Linked DNA regions of Homo sapiens: region 2 is linked to region 1. Evidence: read pairs that join two places in POLR2A ChIA-PET (ENCODE). Cell type or tissue: GM12878. All regions are shown on one strand. Links, peaks and the distances in the headings refer to the core of each region. The heading gives the core; the rest is flanking DNA.

What was found. ChIA-PET counts read pairs that join two places held together with the same protein. Peaks named below come from ENCODE experiments on the same cell type or tissue, not always from the same donor. Only the 100,000 strongest peaks of a DNase experiment are listed, where the experiment ranks them.
Region 2: POLR2A ChIA-PET joins it to region 1 with 9 read pairs; 1 of 35 experiments calls an interaction of 5 or more read pairs at or near these places.

What each region holds. Positions count from the first base shown.
Region 1 is chr6:21,196,048-21,201,445 of GRCh38, forward strand. It overlaps CDKAL1 (CDKAL1 threonylcarbamoyladenosine tRNA methylthiotransferase), which reads left to right. Exons shown (of 16, transcript NM_017774.3): 14 at 1,974-2,057; 15 at 5,063-5,227. Among named protein-coding and RNA genes, the nearest start is that of LINC00581, 310 kb to the right of the region's middle. In GM12878, for the core only: no CTCF peak of the experiment used is centred there; no DNase peak of the experiment used is centred there; H3K27ac peaks cover 1,288 bases.
Region 2 is chr6:20,994,841-21,000,238 of GRCh38, forward strand. It overlaps CDKAL1 (CDKAL1 threonylcarbamoyladenosine tRNA methylthiotransferase), which reads left to right. Exons shown (of 16, transcript NM_017774.3): 11 at 5,387-5,398. Among named protein-coding and RNA genes, the nearest start is that of CDKAL1, 460 kb to the left of the region's middle. In GM12878, for the core only: no CTCF peak of the experiment used is centred there; no DNase peak of the experiment used is centred there; H3K27ac peaks cover 714 bases.

The DNA.
Region 1 (5,398 bases), core at 809-4,808:
TCTGTATATATTACTGTCATTGTTATCATCTCCAGATGAAATAGAGCAGCCCAAACATGATGGGCCTTACTCTCCACGTTGATTCTAAGAAGAAGAAAGAAGCAGCATAGTTTTCAGTGGCTCTACAATTTCACATTGTTGTTAATTTCCTGAAAACTTGATGTTAAATGAAGTGTAATTGCAGATTTCCTTAAGAACCATTGACAGATACTTATCCTAAGTCATAAGCAACTCACACTGTGAAATGTGTGCAAACATTCTAAGTTTTCTTCTAGAAGAATATACTTCAGTGATACCCAATATTCACCAGCCCTTTTTGATAAACAGAGCCATTGAAGCTCAACATGGAAGTTGGGGGAAATTTCTTTTTTTACACTTGATTTTTTTAAGGGGATTAATGTTGCCAGAACTTCCATTGTTTTTCAGACAGTGAAAAGAGTCTTTAGTAAGTGTCATCTCAGAGACCTTACAACTTTTGGCTAAGAGGGCTATATTTTGAATGAGATAGTAAACTAGATAGTAAATTATGGTGTATTTAGGTACTGGCATTGTATGATAGAGAGGGGAGTTTGATTTGTTTTTTAATTGTTAGGTGGTCTATTTAGTGCAGCTGTGTTTATGTTTCCTTCATGGTAACCGCCTGAACATGGTGACAAGTCCCTACAAATGAGAATAGGAATTTTAAAAAATTATCTTGCCAGTGGGCTTTAATTTGGGGGGGTCATAATTATTAAGTAGCATTGGTAAAAATAATCCCCGGCACAGTCATTCAGTACAGTTGTTTTGCTGTATCAGACATTTTGACAACCTTGTAAAAAGAGTAACTGAGTCCAGGCATGGTGGCTCATGCCTGAAATCCCAGCACTTTGGGATGCCGAGGCAGGCGGATCACCTGAGGTCAGGAGTTCGAGACCAGCCTGGCCAACATGGCAAAACCCCGTCTCTACTAAAAATATAAAAATTAGCCGGGCATAGTGGCGCATGCCTGTAATCCCAGCTACTCGGGAGGCTGAGGCAGAAGAATCGTTTGAACCCGGGAGGCGGAATTTGCAGTGAGCCAAGATCATGCCACTGAACTCTAGCCTGGGTGACAGAGTGAGACTCTGTCTCAAAAAAAAAAAATAATAATAATAATAATACTTGATACCTTAAGTGCTGCATTTCACAGTAGAATAAACTTGGAAATTATAGAATTTCCTTAGAATAGTCACACTTCTTTACCCATTGTTTTGGCTGATTTACTTCTTTGCTATTAAAAATGGGTGCCTAGATCATAATGTACATCAATTCTGTGGAAAATTAGCAATTCCATGTTTTTGCTGTCTTTCTCTTTAAAAAATAATAAATGAACATGGGGTCATGACTGCAGCAAAGAGACAGTTGCCTGTGACAGAGAAAATGTATATAATAAGTAAATAGCTCTGTGAATTACTCAGTACTTTCAGAATTGTATGTAAGATATGAAATGTGGAGGTGCAAGGTCCTAATGACTAGTTTTCCGAGGCATTTTCTTTAGTGTTACATCCCTCATAACTCAAATGAATGTTTATTACTATTCTTTCATATTGCCAAAATATTTTCATGAATTTGGATTAGAAGCAGCTTGTTCTGGCTTGTTTTGCAACTTTGTTTCAGGAAACAAAGTGATATTTAGAAGATTTTTGTATGTCATAGAAGCTTTAATTATCTTACTTATGTTGAAGGAGATCAAATTCTGTTTCAGAGTTATGTAAGAAAATAAGAGTTTATACTATGCTAATTTTATGTTGCCAGATAATTAATGTCTTTCAAAAAATTTGAATCCGTGATTTGAACAGGGTTCGCTGTTAAATAACCAGCAATGTAGAGTCTACTTTAAATTCAAGAAGACGCTACTTGGTCCAGACCTACCTGGGCTAGCCTTTATTTTTATTTTTGGATTCACAGGTGTTTACCCTTATCTTTCCTTTCTTTCCCTCCCCTTCTCTCCACAGATTGGTGAAAGACAACAAGTGTTAGTAACAGAAGAATCTTTTGATTCCAAGTTTTATGTTGCACACAATCAATTCTATGAGCAGGTAAGAGGCACTTCAGTATTCTTGAGTTTTCTCCAAAGTGAGAAAGAGTTCTGAAAGTTTAAGCAAAGGGCATTTAAAGGGGAGAGTGTTGAATCTTGTCACAACAAGGCTGTTTTATCGCTTCAAGCCAGCCAGGCTAACATGGACTTTATCTTTGTGACTTACTCTACAATATGTTCTGTACAAAGGAATAGGTGTATTTAGTCTATTTTAGTTCACATTAATCTTTGACAGGACCAGCTTTAGGCTTTTGGGCGTTTGGAACCAGGCAATTAGCACTGCCAGAATTCCCACACCCTGGCAAAGCAGGGGGGAAAGTCCTGCTCAGACCACAGGAAGGATGTCTGCATGGGCGACAGCAGCATGAAAGGGCAGGGATTTCCTCTCGCTGGTACATCACCCGGACAGTTTTTTTAGTTGGTTGGTTGATTGGTTGGTTGGTTGGTTGGTTTTTTAGTTTTGTTTAGTTTTAGCATCTGTTTTTTTAACTTCTACCTTAATAAAAATGCTGGGAGCAGAGGAAAAGGAGTCTATTCCTTGGACTCAACTCTAATTGTATGAACAACTGTGCAGACCAGTGTGAGGATCAAACCAGCTTCACTGTGAGAGCTTTGAAGGCCATCCCTAGGGGCGCCCCCAATTACTAGCCCTCCTTCCCTGGCCATCTAAGTTGGCCTGCCTTTGCCCACCGAGGAGCCTGACTTCTGTTTCAGCATCAGGGTTTCTACTCCTCCAGGTGGGAGAGCAATTCAAAAGTGACTGAGGAAAAGAGAGTGCCTCTTTCAGGGTCATTGACCCTGGCAAGGGCCAAGGCCAGGGAAGAGATGGGATACGCCCTCCTCTCCCATCTTATGGTAGCCTGTGTCTCCCATCTCATGATAGCCTGTGTGGGAGACTGTCATGGGCGTACGGAGATTTTCACTGATCATTCTGGATTGTATTAAAATCAAATGGAGCTTCCTACTTTTTTGCTTCTTTCTTATCAGATAAGAGGTGAAAATGTTTGCTATGGATCATGGCTGGAATTAGAGCTTGAGAAGATGCTGAAGGCCAAGGTGGACAAGTCGGATGAGGGATGGGCAGAGGAAGCAGGCTGCCTGTGTCAGAAGGCAGGAAAGCAGGAGCTGAAGAGGCCCCCAGCATTGACATTCCCCAGGGAATCATCTCAGACTGGGCAGTGCGTCCCCAGGAAACAGGGGAGCTTTTCAAAGCCCAGACTAAACGTGCTCTGTTCAGTACCGGTGGAGACTGCAGTTGAGGAAGGGCTCCCAGCACTCCATGTCTGGCCTGCATCGCTTCCCCATTTCCCCATCTCATTAATATACCCCAGAGGGCCATTTTCCTATTCAGGCCAACCTTCTGCTCAGCCCTGGGGAGGAGCTTGATTGCATTTTGGTTGCCTCTTCTCTCTCCTTTCTCTTGCCATCTGGGTTTTGCCTCAGCAGGGAACTTTTTTCCCTTCATTTTAAAGGCAGTGGCATGCCTCGTTAGCTGCTTCCTCCAATTTAAAGCAGTCGGGCTTTTTCCAATTATTAAAACTGGAGGAGGGGAAAACACTGAGCCCTTCATTCAGATCAAGGCAGCAGATCAAGGAGGGTTATTTTTCCCCAGAATAGTACCAAATCTCCCAGGGTTAGTTTGGTCTAGAGATTTTCTTATTTTATAAAAACTGATTTAAATGGGCTTTTTATATCCTAACACTAAAGCTCTTTTAGTTCTTTTTGCCTGCCCTAAGTAATTCACCACCCAGGTGACCTTTTTCTTCTACTTTGATGAAGCAGTGTACTCAGTGGTCATAAAAATCAAACTCAGACCAAGATTCAATTTTGCCTTTCAGAGAGATTGGCTGTGGAACTCCTGGCTCTCATCTGACTTTTCTGTCTCTATAACTAAGCATATCAAAGATTTTCTAGGAATTATTTTTCTAAATAAGATGAGTTCCAGAGATGAAGATTGTATCTAGATATCCAAGTATTACTGGATTAGAACTGGTCTATTTATTTTGGATTCTAACTTGAAAAGACTGGCAAGTCGCTGCAGTGCTAAAATAGAAGTGTAAGGGAGACATCACACACACAAGCTACCTGTGGGTCCCAAAGGAAGGGAAACGTTTGCTTGAAGTAAACAAGTACTTTTATCAGGAATCTCTAGTGGAAAGAGACCACCTGACAGTTTCCTGTGAACAAGCCAAAGTACCCTTCAGAGGACTGGTTCTAGATGGAGGTAGATTCCCAGGACTGACAAACACATGCCTTTTCTAACAGAGCAAGGGAAATGAACGGCAGCTGTTAGTTTCAGGAGTCATTTAGCTCCAAACAGCAGTGTACAGTGTTATTGGAAGGTTCTTTTAAATGTACCTCCTTCTCCCTCAAAACACAGCACACACATGCACGGACACAAACACGCAGGCCTGTTTGAAGTGTCTTTTCAAACCATTACTCTGACAGCTCACTTGGAAAGTATTAAAAGTATAAGGCTTTCATCAGTATTGTCTCGGTTTTCCTCATTGCATGGAATAGCCAAAAGCAAGATATCAAAGGCCTGTCCAGAAGTGGCTGGCTGATTGCTGGGGGATTTCCCAGGTCTGCCTTCCACGTGCCTCAGGACATCAGGCACATCCTGCACTGGAAAAGCACTGCCCAGGGGCCCAGGAGCCCCTCCCAGGAGTGCCTTTCCTTCCTGCAGGCTCTGCAGACCCTTGAGCAGCTAGAAGATAGAGTCCACTTTGTAGGGGATCCCAGAACAGAAAAATGACATTGAGGGACAATGAGGAAACCTGGATAATTAGGTATGCCTTCGGTTAATAATATTAATATATCAATTTGGGTTCATTAATTGTGGCAAAAGTGCTATACTAATGTAAGACGGTAAATAATAAGAAAACTGGGAGTTAGGTATACAGGAGCTCTCCATACTATCTTTGCAATAATTCTATAAATCTGAAACTGTTCTAAAGTAAAATGTTTATTTTTAAAAATTAAGCCTCTGAAACAAATGTGTTTAAGGTTTTAGTGCCAAAGAACCCTGCGTTCATGGGGAAGATGGTTGAAGTGGACATCTATGAATCAGGCAAACATTTTATGAAAGGGCAGCCAGTATCTGATGCCAAAGTGTACACGCCCTCCATCAGCAAACCGCTAGCAAAGGGAGAAGTCTCGGGTTTGACAAAGGTAAGTAAAAGATGCTCTCCTCTCTACCCTGCTAGTAAAACAGCAGCTGTGGAAGCACAGTGATTCCAGGCCATGTTTCTGTTATCATTTATAGTTCCCTTTTTATGTATGCATGAGGCTTTAATCCTTTCTGACAGATTGAAATCTGAATTAGAAAGATGTGTTTTTGCT
Region 2 (5,398 bases), core at 409-4,408, 200 kb before region 1:
GCCACGATGTTGATGGCTATGGACTTATCAGAGTGGTGATTGCTAAAGGTTAAGAAAGGAGCTGTGGCAGTGCAGCTTCTCTCAAAATTGGAGTCAACCCTGTCAAACTCTGCTTTATCAACTACATTTGTATATTATCATAAATACTTTGTTGTCATTTCAACAGTCTTCACAGTGTCTTCAACAGGAATACATTCCATCTCGAAACCACTTTCTTTGCTCATCCATAAGAAACAACTCATCATCTGTTCAAGTTTGATGATGAGATTGCAGCAATTCCGTCATATCTTCAGGCTCCACTTGTAATTCTAGTTGTTTTCCTGTTTCCACCACATCTGCACTTACTTTCTCCATTGAAGTCTTGAACCCCTCAAAGTTATCCATGAGGGTTGAAATCAATGTCTTCCAAACTCCTGTTTATATTGATATTTTGTTCTCCTCCCATGAATCATGAATGTTCTTAACAGCATCTGGAATGACGAGTCCTTTCCAGAAGGCTTTTAATTTACTTTACCTAGATCCACCAGAGGAATCACTATGGCAGTTATAGCCTTACAAAAATGTATTTCTTATATAATGAACTTGAAAGTTGAAATTACTCCTTGGTCCATGTACTGCAGAATGGATGTTGTGTTAGCAGGCACGAAAACATTAATCTCTTTGTACATCCCCATCAGATCTCTTAGATGACCAGGTGCATTGTCCATGAGCAGTAATATTTTGAAAGGAATCTTTTTTTCCTGAGCAGTAGGTCTCGATAGTGGGTTTAAAATATCCAGTAAACCATGCTGTCAACACATGTGCTCTCACCAGGCTTTGGTGTTCCATTTATAGAGTACAGACAGAGTCAATTTATCATAATTCTTGAGGGCCCTAGAATTTTCAGAATGGTAAATGAGAATTGGTTTCAACTTACAGTCACCAGTTGCATTATCCCCTAACAAGAGAGTCAGTCTTTATGTCCTCTGAAGCTTTGAAGCATTGCTTCAAAGCCTTTTGTATTTACTTCTCTTCTCTACCTATGAAAGTCCTAGATGCCACCACTTTTTAATAGAAGGCTGTTTTGTCTACATTGAAAATCTGCGGTGTGCCATAGCCATCTTCATCAGTGATCTTAGCTAAGTCTTCTGGATAATTTGCTACAGCTTCTACTTCAGCACTTGCTTATTCAGTTTGCACTTTCATGTTATGGAAACAGCGTTCCTTAAACCTCATGAACCAACCTCTTCTAGCTTCAAACGTCTTCTGCAGTCTCCTCACTTCAATCAGCCTTTATAGAATTGAAGAGAGTTAGGGCCTTGCTCTGGATTAGGTTTGTGCTTAAGGGAATGTTGTGGCTGGTTTGATCATCTATCCAGACGACTGAAACTTTCTCCATATCAGCAATAAGGCTGTTTGACTTTCTTATCATTCATGAGTTCACTGGAGTGGCACTTTTGATTTCCTTCAAGAACTTTTCCTTTGCATTCATAATTTGGCTGACTGGTGCAAGAGGCCTAGCTTTTAACGTGTCTCAGCTTTTGACATACCTTCCCCACTAAGGTTAATGCCTTCTAGCTTTTGATTTACAGTGAGAAACGTGGGACTTTTCCATCCACTTGAATATTTAAAGGCCTTCGTCAGGTTATTAATTGGCCTAATTTCAATATTGTTGTATCTCAGAGGATAGGGAGGCCCAAGATGGGAAGAGCCAGTTGGAAGAGCAGTCAGAACACACACAACATTTATTAAATTTGCCATCTTATATGGGCGCGGTTTGTGGCACCCCAAAATAATTACAAGAGTAACATCAAAGATCACTGATGACAGATCATCACATCAGATACAGTAATAATTTAAAAAGTCTAAAATATTGCAAGAATTACCAAAATGTGACACAGAGATACGAAGTGAGCACATGCTGTTGAAAAAATTTGCCAGTGCACATGCTTGACACAGGGTTGCCACAAACCTTCAATTTGTAAGAAACACAATATTTGGGAAGCACAATAAAATGATGTATGCCTGTACTTATGTATATACCTATAGATTTACATATAATTATTCATTTGTTCCAGAAATTAAGGCAGGCTGATTAAATGCCTGTTTACCTACTTGAATATATGTTTGTTTACCTGGTCGAGCCAAACTGAAATATTACTGAATGAAAGTTTGTCTTCCTATTGAAATTACAATTTACACCTCTTTTCGTGTATGTTGATGTAGTTGTAACCCATATCTGTATTTAAATGTTTAGTGGTGTGCTTAGCACAGTATAAGCTATTGTAGAAATGCAGAGGGAAGAGTAAAATATAATTTCTGGCCTTGTAGCAGCCTTGTAGCATTCAGTTCTGGAGATTCATTATTGTATTGCCAGGAAGAGCTAAGTAAACACTTTGGTAACACCAGGAACAAGTTGCTGAGAAGTCATAAAGGAAGAAGATTCTGAAAGATGAAGAGAACACAAGTTGTCCTAAACTAAGAGTGCTGAGCAAGGAGAGGAATGGAAGAGAAAGCAAAACAAAAAATACATACTTTGTCTCCTTGGGGACATTAATCTGTGTTAAGTCATGATTCTCTCAGTGGTAGAAACATGGACTTTAATTAAGGGGCAAGTGTATTTTTATTTTGTGTTCTAGCAGTATAAAGTTGCAAGGCCTGTAGTATGAAGCTAAAGATAATTACTAGTGGGAAGGTTTATTTTGAGAACCACGGGGGTGGCGGGGGGAGGGGGAAACCACTACATTTATCCTACTTGTTTGCTATTAACATTTTAATTTGTAAATTGGCATACTGTAGCAGGGCAAAGTTTCATCTAGCTCAGTATCCTGTTTATAGTAAGAGGCCACCCTGAGTGTTTCCAAGAGAAACTGCACCACCCTCTCTGGCCCGGGGTCATGTTTGCTGGTAAACCCCTTTCAAATTTATGTCATGCAAATCAGTACCAGTTATTTCTCCTTCACTTGCTAGTTCGGGAACTAGCTTATCAGAAAGCTGTTTTATTTATTGATAGGTTCCCTGTAATCCATATAAAATTGTGATACAGGGAACTTAAAATACTTACCAAAAGAAAAAAAATAAAAAATTAGATGATTTACATATGGAGTGCTTACTCTATTAGCATATACTGGATTATCTTAATTTATTTTCACAATAGCCCAGTAGCCCTATGAGGTGAATATTATCCTTCTCTCCATTTTATAGATGAGAAGAAGGTACACAGCCTGAGTGTGAAGTTTCATCTCGCAAAGTGTATTACATGTCAAGATGTCATTTCTCACCGCAATAGATATGTCTAAAGCTGTGAGTGCTGCCACTTTAGAAAACAAAGATCTTTGTACAGTTATGTTTCTTAAATTTGGGGGGGATTTTGATGTTCAAGTGTGAAGAACCTGAAAGGCAGAGTATTCTAGCATAAGGCCAGCATATTTACTGTAGGATGCGTAATGTGAGTGTGGCTCTGCCTCGCCCAGCTCCAAGTGTGCAGTATGGCTACAAAGAGGCTGCTGAGGCCAGGCGCGGTGGCTCACGCCTGTAATCCCAGCACTTTGAGAGGCTGAGGCAGGCGGATCACCTGAGGTCGGGAGTTCAAGACCAGCCTGACCAACATGGTGAAACCCCATCTCTACTAAAACCACAAAAATTAGCTGGGCGTGGTGGCACATGCCTGTAATCCCAGCTACTTGGACGCTTAGGCAGGAGAATCACTTGAACCCGGGAGGTGGAGGTGGCAGTGAGCTGAGATCGCGCCAGTGCACTCCAGCCTGGGTGACAGAGCAAAATTCCATCTCAAAAAAAGAAAAAAGAAAAAAAAAAAAAGAGCCTACTGAATACCCAGCCCAGAAATGTAACAGTTTCATGAAAGTGTATCCAGCTGCTTTTCTACTAAATAAGAAATTCTTCAACTCCAATTCCAATTTAGTAGTCTATATGTAACAAGGTTAATAAGGTATATACCTATTAATTCCTGGTAGAGAAAGTGTGGATAAAGGATATCTATGAGTAATTGTATTTGATAATCTTAGTGAAAGGATTATTTTAAACAACCGCTGCTAAGAAGGTGACTGATTTGAGTTCATCTCTGGGCTTCCCCTTTGGCTAAAATGCTAATGTTCACAGTCAATGAAAAGAAAATGGAGAAACACAGGGCATGGTTGATCCGTATGCATGACTAACTCTTGAAGAGCTGAGAGGTAACTGGACGGAATTAGCTGGCTCTTTGATTCCATAAGATCCTTCAAAATATTTTTTGAAGGATGAAATGAGGTAACAGATGTGAAAGTGCAATACTTTGAAAACTAAGAATCACTGGACACATGCAACTTATTAATGAGCCACTCCCTTTATGACATTTTTATTCACTACTGGACTCTGAAAGGCCGTATGTGCCTGCTGTCTCTTTCTTTTCACTTTTCTTTTTCTTTTTTTCTTTGTTTCTTTTCTTTTTTCTTTTTCTCTTTCTCTCCTTCCTTTCCTCCCTCTCTTTCAAATCGATGACCTGACAGCATGCAGCAGTGGAGAAGGGCCACATTAGTCATCTTACCTAATGCTTACATGAATGGTGACATTACAGAACTTCACCTCTGTCACTCTTTCTTATTCGCCCCCTTTGTATCCTTGGAGGAATTTTTAAACACTCTCTGAGTTTTTAATGTTTTTCACTTAAATGTATTCTCTTTCGCTTGGCAAGATACGTTCTTCTTAATCTTCATCTCTTCTTTCTCTTCTTTTTATGCATCTTAAGTATGAAAGTTAGTAGGTGCCCAGTGGTGAAGTGGCTGGCCTCACTGTCGGGTCATGTGCCTTTTGCGTAATAGATACTCAAAAAATATGTGACTGAAATTAAAAAAAAAAAAAAAAAAAAAAAAGAAAGAAACAGGTGAGTTGTAGAGTTTTTTTCCTGATTTTTTTTGTACAAATATGTCATTTGTCTTGGCAATAATATTTGTATTAAAAAATGTGTTAACCTAAATTTGGAAACTTTCTGTATTCCAGTATAGGGGATTATGGGATCTCAAGTGTTTGCCTTAAATACTGATGTTTTTCCCACAAATGTAACAAGGCAGAATGTAAAACTCCTTGGAAGTGAAGTAGAAATGGTGTTTGTTTTGGAATCCTGAAAAATCTTTTTACTCTTTAGGCATTATGTGACTTTATCTCTGTTTTGTCACCTAAGAGAAACAGCGAGCATGAGGAAATAATTGTTGTGTGGAATCCTCTGAAAGTGATATTGAATTCCCAAATCTCATCATAGAATATTACCAACTGATGTTCACTTTAAGAGCCTTGATGATTGGTCTGTTTTCAGCTAGTATGTTTATTTGCTTGCGCTTGTGGTGTTGATGTGAGGAAAACCATTCCACAATTTGTTAAAATGATTAGTGTTTTCTCCTTCCATTTTTTTAAGGAAATGGCAAAA